2 separate regions of the Homo sapiens genome follow, and region 1 is linked to region 2. Evidence: read pairs that join two places in POLR2A ChIA-PET (ENCODE). Cell type or tissue: Caco-2. All regions are shown on one strand. Each heading gives the region's core, and the rest is flanking DNA. Links, peaks and the distances in the headings are about the cores only.

Evidence for each region. ChIA-PET counts read pairs that join two places held together with the same protein. Peaks named below come from ENCODE experiments on the same cell type or tissue, not always from the same donor. Only the 100,000 strongest peaks of a DNase experiment are listed, where the experiment ranks them.
Region 1: POLR2A ChIA-PET joins it to region 2 with 5 read pairs; 4 of 35 experiments call an interaction of 5 or more read pairs at or near these places.

What each region holds. Positions count from the first base shown.
Region 1 is chr16:81,411,307-81,420,269 of GRCh38, reverse strand. No RefSeq gene overlaps it. Among named protein-coding and RNA genes, the nearest start is that of CMIP, 29 kb to the left of the region's middle. In Caco-2, for the core only: no CTCF peak of the experiment used is centred there; no DNase peak of the experiment used is centred there.
Region 2 is chr16:81,273,615-81,282,577 of GRCh38, reverse strand. It overlaps BCO1 (beta-carotene oxygenase 1), which reads right to left. Exons shown (of 11, transcript NM_017429.3): 8 at 1,616-1,721. Among named protein-coding and RNA genes, the nearest start is that of GAN, 37 kb to the left of the region's middle. In Caco-2, for the core only: no CTCF peak of the experiment used is centred there; DNase peaks (open chromatin) are centred at 4,657, 6,627 and 7,447.

The sequences.
Region 1 (8,963 bases), core at 1,350-6,349, 140 kb before region 2:
CGCACCACCACGCCTGGCTAATTTTTGTATTTTTAGTAGAGACAGGGTTTCACCATGTTGGCCAGGGTGGTCTCAACTCCTTAGCCTCATGTGATCCACCTGCCTCGTCCTCCCAAAGTGCTGAGATTACAGGTGTGAGCCACCACGCCCAGCCCCCTGCCCACACCTTCGACCAAAACGGTGAGAAAAGAAATTTCCGGTGTTTAAGACACCTAGTCTGTGGTATTTTATTATGGCAGCTCTTGTCAACTAACACACCTTGTAAAGTTAACAATGTTCAAATAATCTTCCCTGCAATTTAGCTCTTACATATAAATGTTAGGCCTTTGTTACTCAAACTGTGATTCCTGAACTGGTAGCATCCACGTCAACTGCAAGCTCCTTAGAAATGCAGAATCTTGGCCCCACGCGGACCTCCTGAATTGGAGCCCGCATTTTAACTTTGACTTTTTGTTTAGTTTTGTTTGTTTTTGAGACTGAGATTCACTCTTTTCACCCAGCCTGGAGTGCAATGGCACCATCTCAGTTCACTGCAACCTCCGCCTCCCAGGTTCAAGTAATACTGCCTCAGTGTCCCAAGTAGCTGGATTTTACAGGTGCCTACCACCACACCAAGCTAATTTTTATACTTTTAGTAGAGGTGGGGTTTTGCCATGTTGGTTAGGCTGGTCTTGAACTCCTGACCTCAGGTGATCCACCCGCCTCGGCCTCCCAAAGTGCTGGGATTATAGGCGTGAGCCACCACGCACTTTTTTTTTTTTTTTTTTTTTTTTTTTTTTAAAAAGAGATGCGGTCTTGCTGTGTAGCCCGGGCTGCCAGGCTGGAGTGCAGTGGCTATTCACAGGTGTCATTGAGCTGTAAAGCCTCGAATTCCTTGGCTCAAATAATCTTCCCACCTCAACCTAACTTCGACTTTTAGCTAGTGATTCTTTTTCTCAAACTTTATTTATTTATTTACTTATTTTTTAATTCTTTGAGACAGAGTCTCACTCTGTCACCCCGGCTGGAGCGCAGTGCTGCGATCGATCTCGGCCCACTGCAACCTCCACTTCCTGCCTCAAGCCATCCTCCAGCCTCAGTCTCCCCAGGTAGCTGGGACCACAGGTGTGAGCCACCATGCCCAGTTCATTGTTGTATTTTTTATAGAGATGCGGTGTCACTATGTTGCACAAGCTAGTCTCAAACTCCTGAGCTCAAGGCGATCAGCCCACCTCACCTCCTAAGGATTACAGGTGCAAGCCACCACACCAGGCCTTTTCTCAAACTTTAATATTCACACACATCACCTGGGGGTCTTGTCAAAATGCAGATTCTGTCAAAGCACTATTCACAATAGCAAAGACATGCAATCAACCTAGATGCCCATCAACAGTGGACTAAATAAAGAAAATGTGGGCCTGGCGCGGTGACTCATGCCTGTAATCCCAACACTTTGGGAGGCCGAGGCGGGCAGATCACCTGAGGTCGGGAGTTTGAGACCAGCCTGACCAACATGGAGAAACCCTGTCTCTACTAAAAATACAAAATTAGCCGGGCGTGGTGGCACATGCCTGTAATCTCAGCTATTTGGGAGGCTGAGGCAGGAGAATTGCTTGAACCCGGGAGGCAGAGGTTGCAGTGAGCCGAGACGGTGCCATTGCACTCCAGCCTGGGTAATAAGAGCGAAACTCTGTCTCAAAAGAAAAAGAAAAAGAAAAAAAAAGAAAACGTGGTACACATGCACCATGGAATACTATGCCACCATAAAAAACAACAAAATCAGGCCCGGCGCGGTGGCTCACACCTGTAATCCCAGCACTTTGGGAGACCAAGGTGGGCAGATCACGAGGTCGGGAGATGGAGACCATCCTGGCTAACACGGTGAAACCCTGTCTCTACTAAAAATGCAAAAAATTAGCCGGGTGTGGTGGTGGGCATCTGTAGTCCCAGCTACTCGGGAGGCTGAGGCAGGAGAACGGCGTGAACCCGGGAGGCGGAGCTTGCAGTGAGCCGAGATTGCACCACTGCACTCCAGCCTGGGCGACAGAGGGAGACTCCATCTCAAAAAAAAAAAAAAAAAAAAAAAAAAAGAACAAAATCATGTCCTTTACAGCAACATGGGTGGAGCTGGAGGCTATTATCCTAAGCGAAGTAATGCAGAAGTAGAAAACCAAATACTGCATGTTCTTATGAGTGGGAGCTAAACATTGAGTACACATGGACATAAGGAAGGAAACAACAGACACCAGTTCCTACTTGAGGGTGGAGGGTGGGAGAAGGGTGAGGATTGAAAAACTACCTGTCACTTATTATGCTAATTACCTGAGTGACAAAAATCATCTGTACACCAAACCTCCAAGACACAAAATTTACCCATGTAACAAACTTGCACATGTACCCCTTGAACCTAAAATAAAAGTTACAAAGAAGTCCGGGTGTGGTGGCTCACGCCTGTAATCCCAGCACTTTGGGAGGCTGAGGCGGGCAGATTGCCTGCAGTCAGGAGTTCAAGACCAGCCTGGCCAACACGGCGAAACCCCGTCTCTACTAAAAAATACAAAAATTAGCCAGGTGTAGTGGCGCACACTATAGTTCCAGCTATTCAGGAGGCTGAGGTAGGAGAATCGCTTGAACCTGGGAGGCGGAGGTTGCAGTGAGCCAAGATTGTGCCACTGCACTCCAGCCTGGGCAACACGGTAAGACTCCATCTCTAAAAAAAAAAAAAAAATTGGAAGGAAAAAAAGAAATAAAACAAAATGCAGATTCTGGTCTGGAAGGTCTGGGGCGGGGCTGAGACTGGGCATTTCTCACAAGCTCCTGGGGCTGCTGCTGGTCTGAGAAACGTACTTGGAGGCACAAGGAACAAAGCCACCATCCTCCACCCAGCCCTGACTGCACGCTGTGACAGAGGACTGTACCTGGGCCTCCCAAAGGCTAATTAAATGAGACTCCCTGGGTTGGGGACTGGGCTTTGGCATTTTTTAAAAGCTCTCAGAAGATTCTAAAGTGCTGCTGAGATTGGGAAGTGCTGTCTTAGAGCTGTGAGTCACCTGGGAGGCCCCCAAAGCTCACAGGGGCTCGGGCATCTTGGGGCAGACTACGACATGGCCATTGTAGTTTCCTCTAGTTCCCAGATGAACCCATGTGCCCTCCCCGCTGCCACAACTTTTGAGAGCCACTCTAGAGCAGTGGTTCTCAAACTTGAGCTTGCATCAGAACCCCTGGAGGACCCCTGAAAACACAGATTGCCAGGCCCCGCCCAACAGTGTCAGCAGGTCTGAGCTGCAGCCTGGAAATGTGCTTTGCTAACAAAATCCTAGCTGCTGCTGCTGCTGCCGCCGGCCCGAGGACCACACTGTGGCAACAAGCTCTCGGATGCTGCTTGAATCAGTGCCCAAAGAGACTGTTTCAAATATTCACTGAAGCGTTTTTGAACGTTAAAAAATGAGAAATCATCCATGTGGCCATTGTTATGGGTTGAATGGTGTCCTCCCCACTAAAGATGTGGAAATCCTAAGCAGAGTATCTGTGAATGTGATCTTATTTGGAAACAGGGGGCTGGACGCAGTGGCTCATGCCTGTAATCCCAGCACTTTGGGAGACCGAGGCAGGCAGATCACCTGAGGTCAGGAGTTCGAGAAACATACAGTGCTAGGTGGTGAAACCCCACCTCTATTAAAAAAATTAAAAAATTAGCCAAGTGTGGTGGTGCGTGCCTATAATCCCAGCTACCCAGGAGGCTGAGGCAGGAGAATTGCTGGAACCCAGGAGGTGGAGGCTGCGGTGAGTTGAGATCCCACCACAGCACTCCAGCTTGGGTGACAGAGGGAGATTCCGTCTCAAAAAAAAAAAAAAAAAAAAAATTAGCCCAGCTTGGTGGCGGATGCCTGTAATTCCAGCTACTCAGAAGGCTGAAGTATGAGAATTGCTTGAACCCGGGAGGCGGAAGTTGCAGTGAGCTGAGATGGCACCACCGCACTCCAGCCTGGGCAACAGAGTGAAACTGTGTCTCAAAAAAAAATAATAAAAAAAAAATAGGCAATAGGGTATTTGGAGGTGATCAAGTTGAGTCATTAGGATAGGCCCCAATTCAATATGCCTGGTGTCCTTATGAAAAGGGAAATTTTGGACACAGAGACAGAAATGCATAGAAGGAAACGACTGACAGGCTCAGGGGGGATGCCATTTCCAGGCCAGGGAATGGCTGAGGCTACCTACTGGAACCCAGGGGAGGCGTGAAACAGATCCTCTCTCGCTGCCCGCAGAAAGAAGCAGTGCTGCCGGCACCTGACTGCAGTCTTCAGCCTCCGGAACTGCAAGGCAGCACGCCGTTGTTGCTCGGGCCACCCAGTGTGTGGTAGTCTGTTACGGTTGCCCTGGGAAACCAACACAGCCATCTCCCAATGAATGACTCGTTAATTATGGTCCAACCCACCCCATGGAATACCCTAGGACAGTGGAAGTGACCCACAGAGGCAACAGGCAGGGTGACCCAGGCAGGATGATACCACTTACATAATGCTCCATCTGGTTACTGCAAACATGAGCGAGTATTAACAATATAAAAACACGCACACAGGGAGGGGAACATCACACACCGGGGCCTATCGGGGGGTCGGGGGCTAGGGGAGGGATAGCAATAGGAGAAATACCTAACGTAGATGACAGGTTGATGCGTGCAGCAAACCACCATGGCACGTGTATACCTATGTAACAAACCTGCACGTTCTGCACAGGTACCTCAGAACGTAAAGTATAATAAAAATAAATAAATGAATAATTTAAACAAACAAAAACATGCACGGGAAGAGAAATACCAGGTTTTATCTGGAGAGTGGTGACACGTCCCTTGAGAGAGAAAACCTGGATGTAAAAGAACCCCTTGAAATCAGGGGTTTCCGCTGTATTCTATAATGTTGTGTTTCTTGGAAAGGATTGAAAAGAATTAGATAGAATTCATTTGATTAACAAATACTATTTCAGTGCTTACTGAGTTGGGGCAGGGCTTAGCCCCATGCACAATTGCATCCAAGAATCCAGGGTTTTGCTCTGTTGCCCAGGCTGGAGTGTAGTGATGTGATCACAGCTTACTGCAGCCTTGACACTCCCCCACCACTTTCCCGCCCCCCACCCCCACCCCGCCACTTCCCTGCCTCCCCCCCGCCCTCCCTCCCCCCGACCCAAGTACCTAGACTCCTGGGTTCAAACAACCCTCCTGCCTGGGTCTCCCAAAATGCTGAGATGACAGGCATAAGCAACTGTGCTGGGCCAGGAAATGCTTCTCAATTCAAGATCCCTCTCTAGGAACATACCACTGCCTTCTCCTCTCCAAACAATGTGTTTTTCCACACATAAGGTGAGTTTCAGAAAGCAGCAGTCTACTCACGTTTGCAAGCACACACACACACACACACACACACACACACACACTTCAAAAAGAACAACACAACAAAGCAATTTTCTCGCCGCACTTTTTTTTTTTCCGTAAAGAAGCAGACAATTCAGATCCCTCTTTCGCATCATGGTAATAGAAAAGAACAAAAACACACCAAAGAAAGAAGCCGACAGCAAGACAACCAGGCATTTCCACTGAACAAGACATGCAAATCCCGGAACCTGCAGACCCTGAAGGCCCATGAGGAAATGCAAAGAATAAACAAACTCATGGGAAATCATTCAATGAGCGTGGCCAGGATCCCCACCCCCACGTATACCAGGAGAACCAGGGCAGGGTTGCTTCTCGGGAGCTGAAGTGGGCTCTGAGGGTCCCTGCCTGAGCTGTCAGCTCAGAAAGCCAAGAAAGAGGCAAGCCCTGGAAAAACTGCACTTGCTCTATGGAGCAAGTCACCGTCAGAGGCCAGGAGGCTGGGGTGTGGGTATGAGACCAGGCAGAAGGAGGTTGGCCAGGGGATCCCCCGTGATGGTCTCAGAGACAGACCATTTGTGAGTGCCCAGCAATGAGGCAGTAGACTAGCAATGAAACTGAGATTTAAGCACCATTTTATTCTATTTGTAATTTCTTTCTTTTTTTTTCCTGTTTATTTTTTTTTGAGACAGTCTCACTCTGCTGCCCAGACTGGAGTGCAGCAGCGCAATCTCAGCTCACTGCAACCTCCACCTCCCAGGTCCAAGCGACTCTCCTGCCTCAGCCTCCCAAGTAGCTGGGACTACAGGCATGCACCACCAGACCTGGCTAATTTTTTGTATTTTCAGTAGAGATGGGGTTTCACCATATTGCCTAGACTGGTCTCGAACTCCTAAGCTCAAGCCGTCTGCCTGCCTCTGCCTCCCACATCTATTTGCAATGTTTTGAATAACACCCAAGGCCAAGAAGATGCAGTGGAACTGGACGATGAAATTTACATGCAAGCAGGAGCTGAACCATCCTTTAATTCACTCAGCGTCTGTTTAGTGAGCACCTACCATGTGCCAGCCTGATGCCAGGCACGAGGAAGCTGTGTGATGAAGGGCTCACATGGTGTCCATGTGTGGGGCATCCGGGTCCCTGGCATTTGGCAGCCTCTGATTTGCCACTTGTGTTTAGCAGCCGTGGGTACAAAGTAGGGGGCCCAGAGTCTGTGCAGCTGCCCTTTAATCCAGTCGGCTCATTTACCACGCACAGCAAGTCTCTGGGCAGAGGCAGCATTATTTGCCTTTTACTAGGAAGACCAGCTTGTTCTGATTTGCCTGGGTCTTGCCTGGTTTTAGCACAGAAAGTCCCACATCCTGGGGACCCCCTTAAGCTGAGAAAACAGGGACAATTGGTCACTCTGCATTTTCCAGATGAGGAAACAAGGTTAGGGAGGTAAAGGGATTGGACCGAGGCTAATTTGCTGAGTAAGGGTTGAAAGCCAGGCCATTGGGTTTTGTAGTGGCCTAGGAGGGGAAGACAGACAAATCAAAGACCATGCGCCACCTCAAGGAAGCCCCCAGTGTGTTATTTTTGATGAAAGTAGCTGATGCTCAGTGCTGGTCAGGACTGGTGAGTGAGGCAGGACCAGGCGGACCCTGTGTCAGTATCGAGCTGACTGTCTCCTTGGAAAAGCAATTTGGCAACTCGTATTAATGCTGTGAAATTGTTCATACTCTTTGACTGAATAAGAGTATGCTTGGACACCTATTCTAATGAAATTATCCTTTTCTTTCTTGTCAAAAAGCTATCAGAGGCCAGGCGTGATGGCTCACACCTGCAATCCCAGCACTTTGGGAGGCTGAGGCAGGCGGATGACTTGAGGTTAGGAGTTCGAGACCAGCCTGGCCAACATGGTGAAACCCCATCTCCACTAAAAATATAAAAAAAATTGGCTGGGCGCGGTGGCTCACACCTGTAATCTCAGCACTTTGGGAGGCCAAGGCGGGCGGATCACAAGGTCAGGAGTTTGAGACCAGCCTGGCCAATATGGTGAAACCCCGTCTCTACTAAAAATACAAAAATTAGCCGGGTGTGGTGGTGGGTGCCGGTAGTCCCAGCTACTTGGGAGGCTGAGGCAGAAGAACCTCCAGGAAGCGGAGGTTGCAGTGAACTGAGATTGTTCTACTGCACTGCAGCCTGGGTGACAGAGCGAGACTCAGTCTCAAAAAAAAAATTATATATATATATATAAAAATTAGCCAGTCATGGTAGTGTGTGCCTATCATCCCAGCTACTCGGGAGGCTGAGGCAGGAGGATCACCTGAGCCCAGGAGGTAGAGGCTGCACTGAGCCAAGATGGTGCCACTGCACTCCAGCCTGGGCAACACGGCAAGACTCTGTCTCAAAAAAAAAAAAAAAAAAAAAAGCTATTTGGAAAGAAAATGTTCTCTGCAGCACTATCTGGAAGAGAAAAGAAATGTTAAGAGCCCAGGTAGGTCAATGGCTCCATACAGCATGAGCCCTCTGCCTCCATGATTACACAGCTATGAAAATGTCACTTTGATGACTGTGTAGCCACATGGAACACTCTTAGGATAGAAGCAGTATCTTATGGAACAGAAAAAGAATGATGCATGCCTTGGGTGCCTGCAACTTTGTAAAATGCTTCTGATTGAGGGCAAGGCTGGAACAGATTACGCTGAATGGGAGGTGTTGTGGGAATAAAGGAAGGTTTTTAGAAGTTATAAGTAGTGGCTGGGCCCAGTGGCCCTCACCTTCCAGCACCTTGGGAGGCTAAGGCAGGAGGATTGTTTGAACTCAGAAGTTTGAGACCAGCCTGAGCAATGTAGTGAGACCTCATCTCTACAAAAAAACTTTAAAATTAGCCAGTGTGGTTGCACACACCTGTGGTAGCAGGTGCACCCTGGAGGCTGAGGCAGGAGGATCGCAGTGAGCCGTGATCGTGCCACTGCACTCCAGCCTGGGCAACAGGAGAGACCACTTTGCCTCAATAATAATAATAACAATAATAATAATAATAATAAATAAAATAAAACTAGTTTTACATCCCATTATACTTTCTTTTAAAAAGCATGGAAGGAAAGCTAGGAATCCTAGGCTTCTGCATGTGGACAAAGATATCATTTGCAAAATGGTCTTGGCTGCACTGGTGGAAATAGTAAATGATTGGAAGCAACCTGAATTCCATCAAGAGAAGAATGTTTAAATAAAAAACTTATTCTTCCATACAGTGAGTGCTACTAAAAACAATGACGCCAGGCACAGTCGCTCATGCCTGTAATCCCAGCACTTTGGAAGGCTGAGGTGTGTGGATCACCTGAGGTCAAGAGCTCAAGACCAGCCTGGCCAACATGGAGAAACCCTGTCTCTACCAAAAATACAAAAATTAGCCGAGTGTGGTGGCACGCGCCTGTAGCCCCAGTTACTCAGCAGGCTGATGCAGGAGAATCGCTTGAACCTGGGAGAGGGAGGTTGCAATGAGCTGAGATCCTGCCACTGCACCCCAGCCTGGGCGACAGAGGGAGACTCCATCTCAAAAAAAAAAAAAAAGAAAAGAAAAACCCACAAATTTTTACAAATTAAAAATCAAACATAAAAAATAATGGTGGGA
Region 2 (8,963 bases), core at 2,708-7,707:
GTTGCATCACAGAACCGGTTATGGGATGCATGGGATGCCTTTTACAGAAGTGGATTCTTAGGTCAAATCCAAGGGTCATCCTAAAAGAGTCCCCAAGTCTATGTGCTCTTCCAGATGCCCAAACCTCCTGGCATGGGGCAGCTGATGGAACAAGGCTCTCAGGGTTTTTTGTTTTTGTTTTTGTTTTTTGTTTTTTGTTTTGAGGCAAAGTCTCTGTTGCCCAGGCTGGAGTGCAGTGGCGCAATCTCAGCTCTCTGCTCTGCCTTCGGGGTTCAAGCAATTCTCCTGCCACAACCTCCTGAGTAGCTGGGATTATGGATTACAAGCGTGCACCACCATGCCGGCTAATTTTTGTATTTTCGGTAGAGATGTGTTTTCGCCATGTTGGCCAGGCTGGTCTCAAACTCCTGGCCTCAAGTGATCTGCCCACCTCAGCATCCCAAAGTGCTGGGATTACAGGCGTGAGCCACCGTGCCCAGCCAATGCGCTCAGTTGAAATGCACTCTGTCCCACTCTCTAGCTGAGTCTCCTTGGACAAGTCCATTCATTCTGCACTTTGGCGTATGGAACACAGACCTCTCTATGCCAGCCTTTGTGTCATGTGCTGCTGATACGCTGTGAGCACAGCAACACAATTCTCGCCTCACGGGCTTATATTCTGGGGCAGAAGTTCTCCATCATGGCAATGGTGCTCCCATGAGATGCTGGCAATGTCTGGAGACATATTTGGCTGCTCCAATTCAGGATGGGGGTCTTCCTGGCTTCCAGTGGGTAGAGGCCAGGGATGTGGCTAAACATCTTACAATTCCCTGGACAGCACCCACTGCAAAGAATGACCCAGCCCCAGATGGCGATGGTGCCCAGATTGAGGAGCCCTGCTCCACGGGTGTGACTCCTGTTCTAGAGGGTCTGCTTTCTGTGTGTACCTCAAGGACTCCCAGGCCTAGTTTTCTTCGCTATATTACGGGGCCGATAACACCTATTTTTGCAGGATATTGTGGATGTTGAGAGGAAGAAATGGAAATGTATTGTGCCTGTTCAGTAAGCCCATGTTCAGTAAGGGACAGCATTTGCAGAAGTCATCTGGCCCAACAACCACCCACTGCCTTCCTATTTTTATTTTTATTTTTGTGAGACAGTGTCTTGCTCTGTTGCCCAGGCTGGAGTACAATAGCACAATCTCAACTCACTGCAATCTCCACCTCCTGGGCTCAAGTGATTCTCATGCCTCAGCCTCCTGAGTAGCTGGGACCACAGGCATGCGCCACCACACCCGGCTAATTTTTGTATTTTTAGTAGAGATGGGGTTTCGCCATGTTGCTCAGGCTGGTCTTGAACTCCTGGCCTCAAGTGATCTGCCTCCCTCAGCTTCCCAAAGTGCTGAGACTACAGGTGGGAGCCACCGTGCCTGGCCTCACCCATTGCCTTCCTAGGAAGCATTTGAAGATAGAGAAAAGAGAAATGTCCCCAGATGCTTTTCACCAGGGCATCCCAAGACCCTTTCCTTTTTGGCCCTTGTCCATGCACAGGAGGGAATTATTATGTAAAGAGGCCTCTGGGCTCCCTGTGAAAATCTGCCCCTTTCCTAAACTCAGGACAAGAGGATGCATTTTACCTTCATAAAGAAATTCCGGCTGGCAGTAGACTTGGCCATCTTCTTCCTTCAGGGCCGTGGCTGTTGTAGATGCCACTTTGATTAAATTTGTGCCCACTTCTGCATTCTGAAAAAATTCAGTTTTCAAAAAGTAAAATAAAAACGTGTAATCCAGAGCAAACATTTGCTTTAGTGTATATATTTTTTAAAATGCTTGAATACATGTCATCTTGGCTTAGCCTCACATTAATCATAGGAAGCAGCTCGTTTCCTGTTGTTATCCTTAGTCTCAGTTTAAAAAATGAGGATTGGCCATTTAAGGTGACTCCTCCAAGGTCACATACCTGGTAGGTGATAGGACTCTTTTCTCTTACTCTGAGCCTGCCTTATCCCTCACAGGGAAAATTAATGTGCTTCTGAGAGTAAGTTCTCACTTTTAAAGTACTAGATGATTCACCTATAAAAAGCTGCATCAGTCGTTAAAAGGATGCTTCTAAAGAGTTTACAACAACATGGGAAATGCTTATCACATAACACTGAGTAAAAGCAGCAACAGGACAAATTGCGTATGCAGTCTGAGCTCAACCACATTAAAAAAGTTACACGGAGAAGAGACAGAGAAATATACTAAATGTGTGTGTGTGTGTGTGTGTGTGTGTCTGTGTGTGTGTGTAATTTTTTTTTTTTTTTTTTTTTTTTTTTTTTTTTTTTTTTGAGATGGAGTCTCACTCTGTTGCCCAGACTGGAGTCCGGAGTGCAGTGGTGTGATCTTGGCTTACCGCAACCTCTGCCTCCCAGGTTCAATCGATTCTCCTGCCTCAGCCTCCAGAGTAGCTGGGATTACAGGTTCATTCCACCATGCCTGGCTAATTTTTATATTTTTAGTGGAGATGGGGTTTCATCATGTTGGCCAGGGTGGTCTTGAACTCCTGACCTCAAGTGATCCACCCGCCTCGGCCTCCCAAAGTGCTGGGATTACAGGCGTGAGCCACCACGCCCAGCCAGAAATATACTAAATATTAAAAATACAACAGATGATGGGATTGGGGGGACTTTAATTTCTTTTTTGTATGCCTCTCTGTATTTTCAGTATTTTCTTCTAGGAAAAGTTATCACTGCAGAAATGAAAACAAACATGCAATAAAAATTATTTGGTGGCAAAACAGCCTTCAAGGACATTTCTTGGTCTCAATTTACAGTCAGATTTTGCTGTGTTCAGTATCTTACTGTCATCAGTATAAGCAAGGGGAGGGATTTAGCATGATTAAATATTTATTGAGCATCTACTACTCCCTGTTTCCCTCATGTACTAACCGTGGGGCCTTGAGCAAGTCAGTTGGCCTCTCTATAGTTCCGTTTCCTTATGTGTATATTAATAGCATATGCATCTTTGAGTTATTGTGCAGACTGAATGACATCATCTGCACAAATGATTCACAAGAATGCCTGCTTCACAATAAGTGCTAGATGAATGTCAGCTGCTTCTATTGATGACGTTGTTATATTATTATTACTATTATTACCATACTACTACTACTATCACTTATTATTATTATATTGCTGCCACCACTACTGGAGGTGACTACGGGTTAGGCTCTGGAAGATATTGAGGAACAAGAGGATGGAACATTATTGTTATGGCTGACTTCTCATTTAAACTTTTCTCTACTTTCTACATTTTCTAAGATAGCTTCTATTTTATTTTGGGACAGGGTCTTGCTCTGTCGCCCAGGCTGGAGTACAGTAGTGTGATGACAGCTCACTGTAGCCTTAAACTCCCAGGCTCAAGTGATCCTTCCACCTCAGCCTCCTGAGTAGCTGGGGGACTACGGGCATGCGTCACCATCCTTGGTTAATTTTTGTATTTTTTGTAGAGACAGGGTCTCACTATGTTGCCCAGCTTGGTCTCGAACTCCTGGGCTCAAGTGATCCTCCTCTCTTGACCTCCCAAAGTGCTGGGATTACAAGCATGAGCCAGTACACCTGGCTCAAAATGGCTTTTATAATTAAAACCAACCTATTTTAGGGATAGCAGCATTTTTGTTGGAGAGCATGAAAAGTTTACTGCAACTTAGCAGCTGAACCGCAAGGGTCCTCGGAAATTTGTTTAATTCAGTCTCGATTTGTAGAAGTAACTGAGGCCTAGAGAAGGAAAGGGACTGGTCCAAAGTCACATGGAGAGAAGCAGACCCTGTGCCTGGGGCCTTTGCATTGATTCTTTGGCCCAGAAGCAAGAGCATTGCTGGTAGAGGGTGAAGGCAGTGCAAAGGCCCTGAGGCTGGTTCTTCCCCAAACCCTGAGGTCTCAGAAGAAACACCCCTTCCCTAACAACTCCATTGGAATCTGCAGTGTCTCCAAGGCACTGGCCCTGAGCTGTAATTATCTCCTTTATGAAGCTCTTTTCCTTATTTTAGCTTGTCTGCCGCATGAAGCCAGGGACCAGATTTTGCTCAGTGCCTGGCACCTAGTGCCCAGGAAGTAATCGCTGAATTAATGAGTGAATGCACAACTCAATAAGCTTTTCTTTGGGCTGTCAAGGGGCAAGACTTGTTTTGCACGGTGGCTGTAAGAATCAAATGAGAGGAAATGCAGAGACAAAGGAGCCCAGCACCTGGCACATCGGTGGCTTCTTAGAAACATTTAGCTGAGTGCGGGGGCTCATGCCTGTAATCCCAGCACTTTGGGAGGCCGAGGTGGGTGGATCATCTGAGGTCAGGAGTTCGAGACCAGCCTGGCTAACATGGTGAAACCCCATCTCTACTCAAAATGTAAAAATTAGCCCTGCGTGGTAGCACATGCCTGTAGTCCCAGCTGCTCAGGAGACTGAGGCAGGAGAATCGCTTGAACCTGGGAGGCGGAGGTTGCAATGAGCCGAGATCGCGTCACTGCACTCCAGCCTGGGCGACAGAGCGAGACTCTGTCTCAAAAAAAAATAAAATAAAATAAACAGAAACTTTCAATGCCTCCACCTCCATGGCTCTGCAAGCTGGTGGGAGGCCCTTCCTGGTACCTTGCTAAGCATGTGACAGCAAGAGACCTCTGGGCACATTCCAGCCTTGATTCTTAGGGAGTTGGTCTGCACAGACATCTTATAACTCCAGCCCCAAACTGGTCGGACTGGTTGAGGAATAAACTGTGAATTTTTCCACACACAGCAATAACAAACATGACTTGGCTGCTTTCAGTGGCCAGCATGCTCAGTTTTAGGAAGACATCACTTTCCAGCCAGAATCCAGCACCATCTTGCAAGCTTACATTGAAATCCCGACACTTAAGGGAACTCTCATAAGAAGCAGTCATCACTGTCATCCCCTAGAATGCTGCCTGCCATATGAAATTCAACGCTGTGGTTTTCCATGCAGATTCGAGCAGACCTCTTTTTCTCAGAGCTAGTTTCCTCCACTGTGTAAAATCGGGGTGGTGATTCATAACTTTTAGTGTGGTGCTGGGTATAAGTGAGGCGGTTTCCACCTGCATCTGAGCATTATGTTAGGATTAAATTAAATAATGGTTGAGAAAAATAGGCTGGTCCAGGGCCACACACATCGTGCAGGCAGACAGGCGTACATTCCAGTTCCAGCTCAAGTCCTGGGGATGATTCTAAAAAGTTGGGCAAGTTACTTTCTCATCTGTAGACGTGGGGGATCATAAATAACTTAGAACATTGTGATGAAGATTAGCAAAGCACTTCACAGCCCCTAAAATTCACAGGAGCCAGGAGGAGAGTACAAGTGGAGGCCCACCAACCTTCTGTCTAAATACACCAAGCAAATTAAGTCCAACACCATCTCTCTCCCTGCCTTGACACGCAGCCCTTCATGATGGCGTGGAACAGGCTGTCCCAAACGGCAATCGCTAGCCATATGTTGCGATTTAAATTTAATTTTATTTTATTTTACTTTTTTTTTTTTTTTTTTTGAGACCGAGTCTCACTCTGTCATCCAGGCGGAATACGGTGGCACGATCTCAGCTCACTGCAACCTCCGCCTCCCGGGTTCGAGCAGTTCCCCTGCCTCAGCTTCCTGAGTAGCTGAGGTTACAGGCATGAGCCACCATGCCTGGCTAAGTTTTGTATTTTTAGTAGAGATGGGGTTTCATCATGTTGGCCAAGCTGGTCTTGAACTCCTGACCTCAAGTGATCTGCCTGGCTTGGCCTCCCAAAGTGCTGGGTTTACACGCGTGAGCCACCATGCCTGGCCTTAAATTTAATTTTAAAATAAGCTTAAGTAAAATTAAAAATTCAATTCCTTAGCTGCACCAGCCACATTTCAAGTGTACAATAACAACTCGTAGTTAGTAGCTACTGTGTTGGACAGACAGAATGTTCCAGCAATGCACTGTGCTGGTCTGAAAGGATGACTGTGAATTGAGAACCCCAGGACTCCTTAGAGTTCTGAGCTGGAATAAGGCAGTCTCTGGCCCTTGGCTCCTTCCTGCCTCATCCCAGGCTCCATCCCTCACTGCGTGGATGCCCTAGCCAGCACAACCAAGGCAACAGCCAGCCCTGGCCACCTCATGGGCCTGTGGCAGGAACAGCAGAGTGGCAGTCTGCCCTTAGGAAGACGGGTATTGGAAGCAAGGCTGGGCCCTTCAGGAGCTTCTGGGATCCCAGGTGTCCAGCACATGGTTGGGGTGGGGGTGGAAGCACCCCTCTGGGTAGTCAGAATGCCTTGGCCCTGTGAACTCACCCTGTGGAGTACGGGTCCTGCTAGAGAAAGAAAGCCTGGACCACAGTCCTCCAAAGTGCCAAACCCAGAGCAGGGGCCCCTCTTGCCAGGGTCTAAGAGCAGAAAAGGCATTGAACACAGAGCCTGGCACCTAGCGGGTCCTCCATGAATGGTGCTTCTCTTACTGGAGTGTCTGCATTTGTGCATTTGGAGACAGAAACCAAACCCACTGATCCAGTCATCAAAGCCATCCCTTCCAGGTCCACAGTGCTTCCTCCTGTGAATGCCCCTTAGGCGTGGGTGCACACGAACCTCGGGCCTCACACAGCGCCCTGCAGCACCAGGGCAGGGCCAAGGTCCAGATGACCCACCCCTGCCCACACCCCTCCCAGCCACACCCCGCCACTGCTAAGCCCTGCCTCAGGCACCCCCACACCGCCCTGCGTAAACAGGCCCACGGTGCCCAGAGGCCCTGCCAGCCCTGCCTTCCTTTGACCCCAGCTGGTCCCAAAGCAAGAGAATCTGGGACATTCAGGACCTCCTGGCCTTTTAAATAGAATTTGCTATTGCCTGTTCTATGTGGGAAGCACTTTTCACTTGGGACGGGTTCCAAAGGCTGAAGGAAGATGCTGCGCCCTTTTAGAGAACTTGCTTCCCATTTTTCATGTATTCATCATTCATTCATTCATTTCAAATATTTAAGAGCACCCTCTGAGTGCAGCAGATGAACTGCTGATGAGACAGAGTCCCTGTCCTCCCAGAACTTAGGCTTGAACAGGAAGAGGGAAATGAACAAGTTACTTACACTTGAGATAAATGTTGACAAAGAGTTACAAGGCGCCATTAGAGGATACGGACTCAGCTGCGGGGTCATGCTGCTGATCCCTGACCTTGGAGGTTCTCTGCCACGGCTGCACTGCAGAATCACTGGGGGTTTCTGAGACCACACCCGGGCCTGGGCTTCCCCGGTCTGGGCGGAAGCCAAGGCCCGGACATGGGGGTCTCAGGGCTCTCCAGGGGATCCCAATGTGCAGCCAGCCAGGGGGAGCAGGAGTGTCAGCCCAGGAGGACAGGGTTTCAGACAGAGGGGAAAGCAATGTCCTGCAAAGGCCTCAGGCCCAGAGGGCATCTGAGTAAGGGCAGCATCTTCCTGAAGTCGCTTCTCCAGTAAACCTCTGGATGGGGTGGAGCCAAAGCTGCTGGATCAGGGCATGTAAGGCTCTGTCCACCTGCCTGACTTTCTGATTTCACTATGCAGGCGGAGCCATTGAAAGTGCAGTAAGAAGACATATTTAAGGGACAATAAGTAGCAATTAAAAAGCGTGGCTGGAGCTACCCATCCCAGGGCTTGCTTTCCTTTGCTAGTTTCAAAGCAGCAGATGGTTCATATGACAGCTTTCTTTTTTTTTTTTTTTGAGATGGAGTCTCACTCTGTTGCCCATGCTGGAGTGCAGTGGCGGGATCAGGCTGGAGTGCAGTGGTGGGATCTCAGCTCACTGCAGCCTCCACCTCCTGGGTTCAAGCAATTCTCCTGCCTCAGCCTCCTGAGTAGCTAAGATTACAGGCAGGGGCCACCACGCCAAGCTAATTTTTACATTTTTAGCAGAGACAGGGTTTCACCTTGTTGGCCAGGCTGGTGTTGAACTCCTGACCTCAGGTGATCACCTGCCTGGGCCTCCTAAAGTGTTGGGATTACAGGCGTGAGCCACTGTGCCTGAACACCTGATGGCTTTTAAAGATACACAAGCTAGGGGGCTGGGCGCAGTGGCTCACGCCTGTAATCCCAGCACTTTGGAAGGCTGAGGCAGGCGGATCACGAGGTCAGAAGATCGAGACCATCCTGGCTAATACGGTGAAACCCCGTCTCTACCAAAAATACAAAACAATAAGCCAGGTGTAGTGGCGGGCGCCTGTAGTCCCAGCCACTAGGGAGGCTGAGGCAGCAGAATGGCGTGAACCCGGGAGGCGGAGCTTGCAGTGAGCCGAGATCACGCCACTGCACTCCAGCCTGGGCGACAGAGCGAGACTCTGTCTCAAAAAAAAAAAAAAAAAAAAAAAGATACACAAGCTAACATTCTTAGCTTGGTTCCAAGGCAGCAAAGCATTCTCGAGCATGACAAAAGGTTATAAAATCTTGTAAGGTGTGGCAGTGGGAGGGAGTATGTTCCTCTCTGTGTACTATCCCTAGGCTGAGGTCAGCCTTGAGACTTACTACCTTTGTGCCTTGTTACTCCTCAGTACTTCCTGGAACCAGGAGAAAGTCTGAGGGGCTGCACTGCGGTGCTTCTGGAGCAAGGGGTGCAGGCGCCCAGGGCTCATGTGCTGATTTCATGGGACGTGGCTGTTCATCCAATAGCCCTGAGTCACATAGGGGAGAAAATCAATGCCTTTTTCTCTTCCAGTTGTTCTGACTAGGTCAAGGAGAGTCTCAGTGCGGTGCCACGATGTCTTTAATGCCTAATACTTTTAAAACTTGGCTTTTTCACAGAGAGATCAGGTCTTGGTAAGCCACAGCCCTCTGGCTGGAGCTCAAGACCTCTGCTTTATTTCCACTATTTTATTCTCATGCTTGTCTTCTCTGTGCAGCAAGCATTGCCAGCTTTCTACTGGGTAGTGATGTGTTTCCTTTCAAATGAGCTAAGTAGAGAGTGAATTGATTGAAATGAAAAAAAAAAAAGGATTTTTAAATGTTAAGTAGAGGT